Linked DNA regions of Homo sapiens: region 2 is linked to region 1. A link is a contact called in ENCODE Hi-C or POLR2A ChIA-PET data. All regions are on one chromosome and are shown on one strand. The core of a region is the stretch at or near the end of the contact, and the rest is flanking DNA. Distances in the headings are between cores, read along the strand shown.

Region 1 (4,221 bases), core at 186-2,685:
CAGGGAACAGCCTTGTTAAGAAAAATTATCCAAAACTGATGAATAGAATCAAGAGGACAACTGCCTGTCCTTTTAAAGATGTTTTCTTTTCTTTAATTTTTGGTTTTCCTTCTTTCTTTTTTTTGGGGGGGTGGTTTCTGGTTTTTGAGACAGAGTCTCACTGTGTCACCCAGACTGGAGTGCAATGGTGCCATCTCAGCTCACTGCAACCTCCGCGTCCCGGGTTCAAGAGATTCTCCTGCCTCAGCCTTCCAAATAGCTGGGATTACAGGCACCCACCACCACACCCGGCTAATTTTTGTATTTTTAGTGGAGACGGGGTTTCGCCATATTGACCAGGCTGATCTCGAACTCCTGACCTCAAGTGATCCTCCCACCTCGGCCTCCCAAAGTGCTGGGAGGGATGCTTTATTTTCTAGCACGGCATACCACTGTTTGACTTTTCTGTGTGTTATTAATAAAGGCCTCGATTTATGTGAAGTTCATGTAAATGATTTGTTCCTTTTTTTAAAAGCAAATAAACTGGAGATTATAGTTCATTGCTCTGTAGAATGTTGACTAGTTTCATATCTAACCCAACAATCGTGTCCTAACATTCCTTTATTAAATTGCCTGTAAGTGCCCGGCTCCTCAATTGTTCTTGAAACCAGCATGACCATCTGGCTGAGTCGAATAAAATATTTGACTTGTGAACATTCTAATTTGTATGAACCATGTTTTTAATTTGTTTGAAATCCCTCCCAGGGTGGAGGGAGAGCTGCTTGTGCCACCCCAGAACAGTGCCTAGAACCCCAATCCCTTCTTCTCTCTGCCAGGTCCTCTTCCAGCCTCCTCTTTATCTTTGTGCCCGCCTTCCCCTCACCGCACCCCCATCCATGTTGGACATCCCAGGGGTGCCTTTGCTCACTACCCCAGGGAATGAGAAACAGACTCTTCTGTCCCCACCCGCATCCCCCACTGACCTAAGAAGGTGCTGAAGCCTGGGACAGAGACAAAAGTGGCAGAAATGGAGAGGGATGTGTGGGTTGAAATAGGGGGCTTGGATGTGGGCCCAGGTGGTTGAGGACCAGCCTACACTGTGCCCATTTAAAGATTAATAGTATATGCTTTAGAATAGTGCTTTACTAATATGATTATGAATCATAAGTATAATAGCTTGTGCTTAGTACAACAATAAGAGAATCAGGCGGTGAGCTTGCTTGACTGACCACAGAGTGGAACAAACAACCACAGGAAGTCTGCGGAGCCTCTGAGCAAGAAAGTTGGCTTATTGCTCAACCTTCCACTTGAGTGCCTGAACAAAGGTCTCATGGGAAGGGAAGCGACCCCTGCTCCATTACCCGGGAGGGTACTGCAGGAGGCTGCTGGTAAAAGAGGAGAAGTCCTCTGCAGTAGGGTTAAGGAGGAAGCCTCCTATCTCCCGCATGTTCCCAGAGGCAAAGCAGCTGCTCTGCTGACGGTGCTCAGGCGTTGACCACTCCTTTGATGTACAGGCCTGTGGGTTTGAAGGGCTGTTTGCTTTCACGTCCTGTTCTGTTCTATTAGCCGCTTAGTTGGACTCTGATGATTATCTGTAAGTTAAACATAGAGTATTAGCTTACGTAGTGGAACAGTAAATAGTATTAACTGGCTAATGACCGACACAGCAGGCTCCGCCACCTCTCCCTATGCTCACCCAATGATCACCTCACCATCAGCCCACCCTCAGCCTATAGGATCAAAGGAACTGTACTCAATAAATATCAGTGGAACCCAGAGCTCCTGGCCTTTGCAATCTCCACGTTGCGATGGATCCTTGGACCCACTTTTGTTAACTCTTAAACTTTGTGTCTTTGTCTTTATTTCTTTTCTCATTCCCTCGTCTCCACCGGGAAGGGGAGAGCCTGCGGGTGGTGTATCAGGCAGGTTCCCCTACATCTTTGGCACCCAACACGGTCTCCTTGAACCCAGGTGAAGTTACACCTGAGCGTGGTCGTTGTGAAGAACGGTCTGTCCAGGAACTCCCGAGAACGTGTGGTCGGCCTTGCGGTAAGCTTGTGCACTCGGAGCATTCCAGGGACACCATGGGACAATCCAAAAGTAAACATTCTGCATATTTACATTTTATTAAGCTCCTCTTAAAGAGGGCAGGAATTAAGGCTAGCACAGAAAATTTGATTACTCTGTTTCCAACAGTAGAGCAATATCGTCCTTGGTTTCCTGAACATGGTACCATGGACTTCAAAGATTGGGAACAGGTGGGAATTGCCTTAAAACAAGTTTGTAAGGAAGGAAAATTTATCCCCCTAACAGCCTGGTCAAACTGGGCTATAGTTAAAGCAGCCTCGGAACCGTTTCAATCGGAAAATGAGGCTTATCCTCCAGCAGAAAGAATTTCTGCAGAGGAAGGTGGTGATGCTGCTGAAGGAGGAGAGGATAGTGAAGAAGATTTTGAGGAAAATACAGACAAACCTGGAGATGAGTTAATTTCTTTTGAGGAGCACGTGGGACCTTCAGCTGCTCCTAAAATAGAGAAGCCATATATGCCAAGATGTTTAAAACAAAGAAGGGCCTTGAGGAGCAGTCGGCTCCTCATTGGGATCATCCGGAGTGGCCGCCTCCAATAAAGCAATGTAGCTTGGAGCCTTGGAGGTCTGAATCTCAAATTTGCCCTGTTTCACGAATGAATGAATTGTGGCCTCAGGAACCACGAGCGCATGGTGTAGCACCAGTACAACATAAGGCTGCACTGCCATCTAATGTTAATGAATCGCCATTACAGTTTACTATTCGGCAGGCTAGATTAGCCGGAGATCTTGATGCCTGGCAGTTTGCAGTAGTTTTGCAACCCCCACGACAGCAAGGTGGAGCCCATCAAGCGGTATGGGAACCATTTTCTTTTAAGCTGCTCAAAGATCTTAAAGCAGCTGTTGGTCAGTATGGTCCCAATTCGCCTTTCATCCGATCGCTATTGCAATCTGTGGCTCAGAATAAGCTATTGACTCCGTGTGATTGGGAGATTTTAACGAAAGTTACACTTTCGCCCTCCCAATTTCTTCAGTTTAAGACTTGGTGGACCGACGAGGCTCAAAATCAAGATCGAAAAAACCGTGCTGCTAATCCTGCTATTGCCATTACATTTGAACAACTTCTAGGAATAGGGGGTCAATGGGGAACTGTAAACAACCATCAGGACTTCGAGATGATGCCATTGAACAAATTCGCAATTGCTGTTTGAGGGCATGGGAGAAAATTCAGGATCTGGGAACTACTTATCAGTCTTTTAATTCTATTAGACAAGGCTCAAAGGAACCATATCCTGATTTCATTGCTCGCCTTCAAGACGCAGCACAGAAGGCTCTCACTGATGAAAGTGCCAGGAAGGCCGGGTGCGGTGGCTCATGCCTGTAATCCCAGCACTTTGGGAGGCCGAGGTGGGCGGATCACCTGAGGTCGGGAGTTGGAGACCAGCCTGACCAACATGGAGAAACCCCGTCTCTACTAAAAATATAAAAATTAGCCGGGCGTGATGGCACATGTCTGTAATCCCAGCTACTCAGGAGGCTGAGGCAGGAGAATTGCTTGAACCCAGGAGGCGGAGGTTGCGGTGAGCCGAGATCACGCCACTGCACTCCAGCCTGGGTAACAAGAGCGAAACTCCGCCTCAAAAAAAAAAAAAAAAAAAGAAAGAAAGAAAGAAAGTGCCAGGAAGGTGATTGTAGAATTATTGGCTTGTGAGAATACTAACCCTGAATGCCAGTCAGCTATTCACCCAGTGAAAGGAAAGGTTCCGGTGGGAGTTGATGTGATTAATGAATATATCAGGGCATGTAATGGAGTTGGTGGAATCATGCATAAGGCTATGATAATGGTTCAAGCCACGACAGAGTTAAAAGTGGGAGGTCCAATTAAAAACTTTTCAGGCAATTGTTACAATTGTGGGCAATTTGGACACACAAAAAAGGAACGTAAGAACAAATCGAACAAACAGGCAAGATATAATCAAATAAAAGAACCACCTGGCTTATGTCCCAGGTGCCAGAAGGGTAAACATTGGGCTAATCAGTGTCACTTCAAATTTGACAAAAATGGCCAACCGTTACAACCGCAGTCGGGAAACAGGAAGAGGGGCCAGCCTCAGGCCCCGCTCCAAACGGGGGCATTCTCACTCCAGCAGTTGGTCCCTCAGTCGGTCATTGCCTCTAGTCCAACCACCATCATTGTCTCTTGCCCAACCACCAC
Region 2 (4,358 bases), core at 928-3,427, 96 kb after region 1:
ACTGGTGGACGGGTTGTCCTGCTCTGAGCTGGCACTCAGGAGGCTGTAGGCAATGGAACTGCTGGGTGGGGATGGGCTCTGAGAGTTTGTGCTAGGAGACAGCAACAGGCCCAGTTACAGGTAGGGCCAGCAGTGCGAGGCCTGTCACCCAGCTCTGCCTGCTCACAAGACCATTCCTAGACCCAACATACACATCCATACACACCTCTTGCTGCTCTCAGTGGTCTCCAGCAGGGCTGAGTCCTTGCCGTTGCCTGAGGAGGAGCTGTGTGAGCTCCGCTGAGATGCGCCTCTAGACTCATGCCCGTTGGACTCATTGCCACTTGAACCATTGCTGTTGGCATCGGTGTCATCGGCCAGGCTGGGGCCTGGGCAAGGCCGGTGCTGTGGGGGCCCAGGGGATGGGACGCCCCCAGGACAAAATGATTCCCCAGGCCTGGGGTCCCCTCCCCCATCAGCCCCTTCTAGGGGGCCACTCATGTCTGGGCCATGGGGAGAACAGAACAGAGAAGGCAGAGAGGCCACCACGGATGCACGAGGGGGCCTGGAGGCTTGGCTGAGGGAGTGAGGTGGAAGATCTAAGTCTCTGAGGGTTGAGAAGTTCGATCACAGCCAGTACCTGGAGAGGGAGACCAGGAAGCAGGGCTTGCAGAAAGCTGGTTTAACTCCAGAGCACCTGCTGGCTTCACTCAGACCTTCCCCCTGCCTGGCCTCCTGCAGGACTGATGGGAGTGGAACCCAGGCCTGGGGCTTCCAATGGGGAGTCAGGATGTCTCCTGTACCCTTAGGGGGACTGCCAGCGGGAGAAGGTTCTCCGGGGCCTTCCTTCACATCCCCTGCCACCATGGCCTGAGCAGTCAATGAGAACCACGGCTGTAGACAAAAACCTGGACACTTCCCATTCCCAAGTTCCCATTAGGTGTCCACTCTGCCTGGGCCTCCAAGGCCTCGGAGCAGGAGGTGAGCTGGTCGCCTCCTATATTTAGGCCTCCAGGCTAATTTTATCCGGGGGCGGTGCCACCCCCGCTGCACATGCGCGCCGACGTGCGCGGCCCCACCACGCGCTTCCGCCGCCGCCACGGTCGCCAGGGAAACCGACGTCAGCTGCTGAGCTCAGCGGTTGCTGGAGGGACCACAGGAGGGCGGGAGGAGCGACCCCTCCCCCATTTCCCGGCGGAAGTGGGGGAACGGCCCACTCTCACACTGGTGGGCGCGGCCGGGGGGGTCACGCATCCCTTACATATCCCCAGTCCCAGGATGGCTCGGTGGCCGTAAGAAGTGGGACGGCCTATTAGGATCCCAGGGTTGGTCCTGGCTTCCCCAGGACGAAGCACAACGGCCACTGCCCTCGGCGCAAAAGCCCCTCAACCTGACTCTCGCCTGGATCCCAGTCATTCTGGTCAAGACAACACAACCTTTCCTTCTTTAGCCCCTGCGCTGCTTCCCCACCACAAGGACCGAAGCCGGCAACCTGCCATCGTCAAGGACCCGAGGATCCTCTCTCTTCAGTCCCCTACTTTTCTGGCCAGACCCCCCCACCAACCCCAAGCCTTGGGCAGAAGACACACAACAGCCAACAGATCTTTCTTCCCCTACTCCCCGTCCAACCACACCCCTACTACTGAGCATTTTCTGAGCGCCAGGGGAAAAGGGAAGGTTGTGGCCAACAGCAGGAACCAGCGCTGGGAACGGGATGTTCTAGTCCGAAGTGGGCTGACATCACAGGCGGCGCAGGGCCAGGGACTGGAGAACAGAGACACGGGGAGCGCTGAAAGCCTAATAGGGTCCTGGTACCGGGGCAAACCTGGGGCCCCTCGAGTAACGAGCAAGAAGACCGGGGCATGCCCGCTGAGAGTCGGCTGTGGGGCCGGGAAAGCTGGGACGGGGAGGTGGGGACAAGCTGGAGGTAAGATGAGTGGGTCAGGAGTGCAGACTCCCGGTGCAAGATTTCGAGGAGGACTTCGGTCCTTGGGGGCAGGGAGAGGGTGGGTAGCGGTAAGGACGACAGTGTGCCCTCTGCCTGGGCCGAAAGTAGCCCATCAGATTGGAAGTGGCAGCGGTCCGGCTCAGGGACGGAGATCGGCCCCAGGATGGCCGCAGAGATGCCTACCTGGTCGCAGGAGTGTCCTCCGCACGCCTGCCCGCCGCCGCTCCAGCCCGCAGCCGAGTGGAAGCTCCACCGGGCGGGCGGGGAGGCGGGTTGCATAATGCCGGGCACTGCCCCCTCATTGGCCTCTTGCCGACGGAGCCGCAGGCCCCGCCCCCGATTGGCTGGGGATCTCTTCCCGGCGCCTGATTGGCTAGTGGTCTCCACTAAGGTCAGGGCTGTGTCACACACACGGGCGCACGTGGACCTGGGTGCTGGTGCTGGGCTGAAGAGCCCCAGACACCGCCCAGCCAATGGGCGCAGGACGCTTGCACATTGAATAATGGAAGGGAGGAGAGAGGGAGATACGCTGCGCCTCTTTAGGGAAAAAGCCCGGCCCGGGGTAGGTGCTCAAGACTTGTCTACTTCCTGAACGCACTAGCCTTGCAGAACACAACATCTTGGCATCTTCGCCTTTCCAAGGGTGAGGAAAAGGAATGGCGCTGCAAGTTAGGCCACGCTGGATGAGATGGGTGGTCCTTGAGAGGAGGGGAGAGACAGAAACCTGCCTGGGCCTCTCCTGGGTTCCTTTCCCAACCTTGTTCCCTCCCAACCTTCGTTCTACATAATGAAGCCCTTTAACCGAAGCACTTCCTCTGACACTTCAAATCCTGGGAGAGGACAGTTAAGGGTCCACGTGTGACCGGTGGGTGAGTGGGTGGAGGAAGGATGCGGACAATGGAAGGGGCAACCAGAGCCAATAGTGGCTGTGAAGGGAAACAATGGCAGGTGCTTCTATGGCCACTCAGAGACAAGGTCTCCGGGCAGCCTACGTGGTGTCTAGTACTTTCCTCCAGAGGACGCAGCCACCCACAGTTAAAGCTGCCCCAAAAGTGGGGGCCAGGAAGCCAGGACTACAGAGGGACCAAGGGGATGGCCCAGAGAAGAGGCCAGCTGGGGCCCTAGACAGAGAAATGTGGGGTGGCAAGGGCTTCATATTTCCACTGCTTGGAAAAGAGAAAGCCAAACTCCAGGGGCCCAGACGGAACGTCATCTGTCTCATTCACTGTAGTCTCCAGAGCCCAGGACAGGACCTGACACATGGCAAGTGATCGATAAACATGATTTTTTTTTTTTTAAACAAGGATAGGTTGGGGAGGTGGGAAAAGAGTGTCAACAGGAGAAAGGGGGCTGGGAATTCTGATTCTCTAAAAGAGATGAGTAGTCCTAGAAAGAGAACAGGGGCACGATTTGCAGGCAATAAAATGTTAGTCTGGGCTCAGGAGAGCTGCAGTTACACAGCCCCCTCCATCCAGGACCGTGATGAGTAGTTCCTCGCAGGGCTCCCTGGAAACGTGGGTAGTAGATGAACAGGCCTCCAAGCAGCTGCTGACATAATCATTGTGGGGGCACTCCCCTCACTGTCACGTGGCCTAAGCTTTCCTGAACAATGAGGGAAGGGTGAAGGGGAGGGCTCTGTGGAAAAGCTGAGACAAGATCGTGTTATAAATTAACCCAGAAAAATCGAAACAGGAAAACAAAAGATTCAGGAGCCTGGAGGCCGGGCGCGGTGGCCTGTAATCCCAGCACTTTGGGAGGCCCAGGCAGGCGGATCACCTGAGGTAGCGAGTTCGAGACCAGCCTGACCAACATGGAGAAACCCCGTCTCTATTAAAAAAAAAAAAAAAGATTCAGGAGCTTGGATTCTCAGTCTCCTCTCCCTGAAAATGATCCTCTCCACCCCAACTCATACTGTGGCTTTGGCCTTATCTCGTTTGCAGATACCTCTTCCCTGGAAACATGGTTTTTCTCCCCCTTCAGGGATTTAGGTGTGATCTCCCCTAACCCAGGCAGTCCTTGATCTCCCGCCTCCATCTCCCTGTCTTTTGCATAGACAAAAGGCTCCAGCCCTCCAGCAGCCCCCGCTTGCTCCCAAGACTCTTGTTGTCCTGCTTCACCGTCCCCACAGTAACCAGGCCCTGCTGCCGTCAATGGAGGCGAGGGGGCGGGAGACAGCAGTGACGTCAAAGCGGAAGAAGGGGGCGGGGCGAAGCTGCCTCGGAATGTGGGGCAGGGAGGCTGGAGAGACTGGAGAGGCAGCGGTTTGGGAGGCGGCCAGCCCGAGAGGGCGGCGGCCAGCGCACTTGGGAACATCATGTTCTCTTGGCTGGTGGCCCAGGACATGCACCCAGCCTGGGCGCCTCCCCCAACAAAACGACAGCCGTCCTGTCCCAAAGCCAGGGATTCCTGGAGAGAGGATTAGTAGGAAGGG

The links. A loop is a pair of places that touch in the nucleus more often than their neighbours do. ChIA-PET counts read pairs that join two places held with the same protein, here RNA polymerase II (POLR2A). Pooled maps may share reads with other maps.
Region 2: a pooled map shows a loop between it and region 1 (2.0-fold over the local background). The contact joins the promoter of PER1 here to the enhancer-like site in region 1. A Hi-C loop is called at or near these places in 3 of 168 maps with a recorded cell type or tissue (GM12878, chondrocyte and mammary epithelial cell), 7 of 37 single-sample maps with no recorded cell type and 14 of 50 pooled maps. POLR2A ChIA-PET finds 5 or more read pairs at or near these places in 7 of 52 experiments (BJ, HEK293T, MCF 10A and 3 more).

What each region holds. Positions count from the first base shown.
Region 1 is chr17:8,055,121-8,059,341 of GRCh38, forward strand. No RefSeq gene overlaps it. Among named protein-coding and RNA genes, the nearest start is that of ALOX15B, 18 kb to the left of the region's middle. RefSeq lists enhancers at 2,557-3,074, 2,558-2,627. Within about 2 kb of position 1,436, at least 12 of the 41 ENCODE cell types and tissues checked have a DNase peak (open chromatin) inside an H3K27ac peak, as active enhancers do.
Region 2 is chr17:8,150,227-8,154,584 of GRCh38, forward strand. It overlaps PER1 (period circadian regulator 1), which reads right to left and starts at 2,178. Exons shown (of 23, transcript NM_002616.3): 1 at 2,111-2,178; 2 at 206-619; 3 at 1-91. The coding sequence starts at 480. RefSeq lists enhancers at 1-332, 802-911, 2,125-2,419, 4,051-4,358, 4,083-4,222 and a silencer at 1,072-1,171.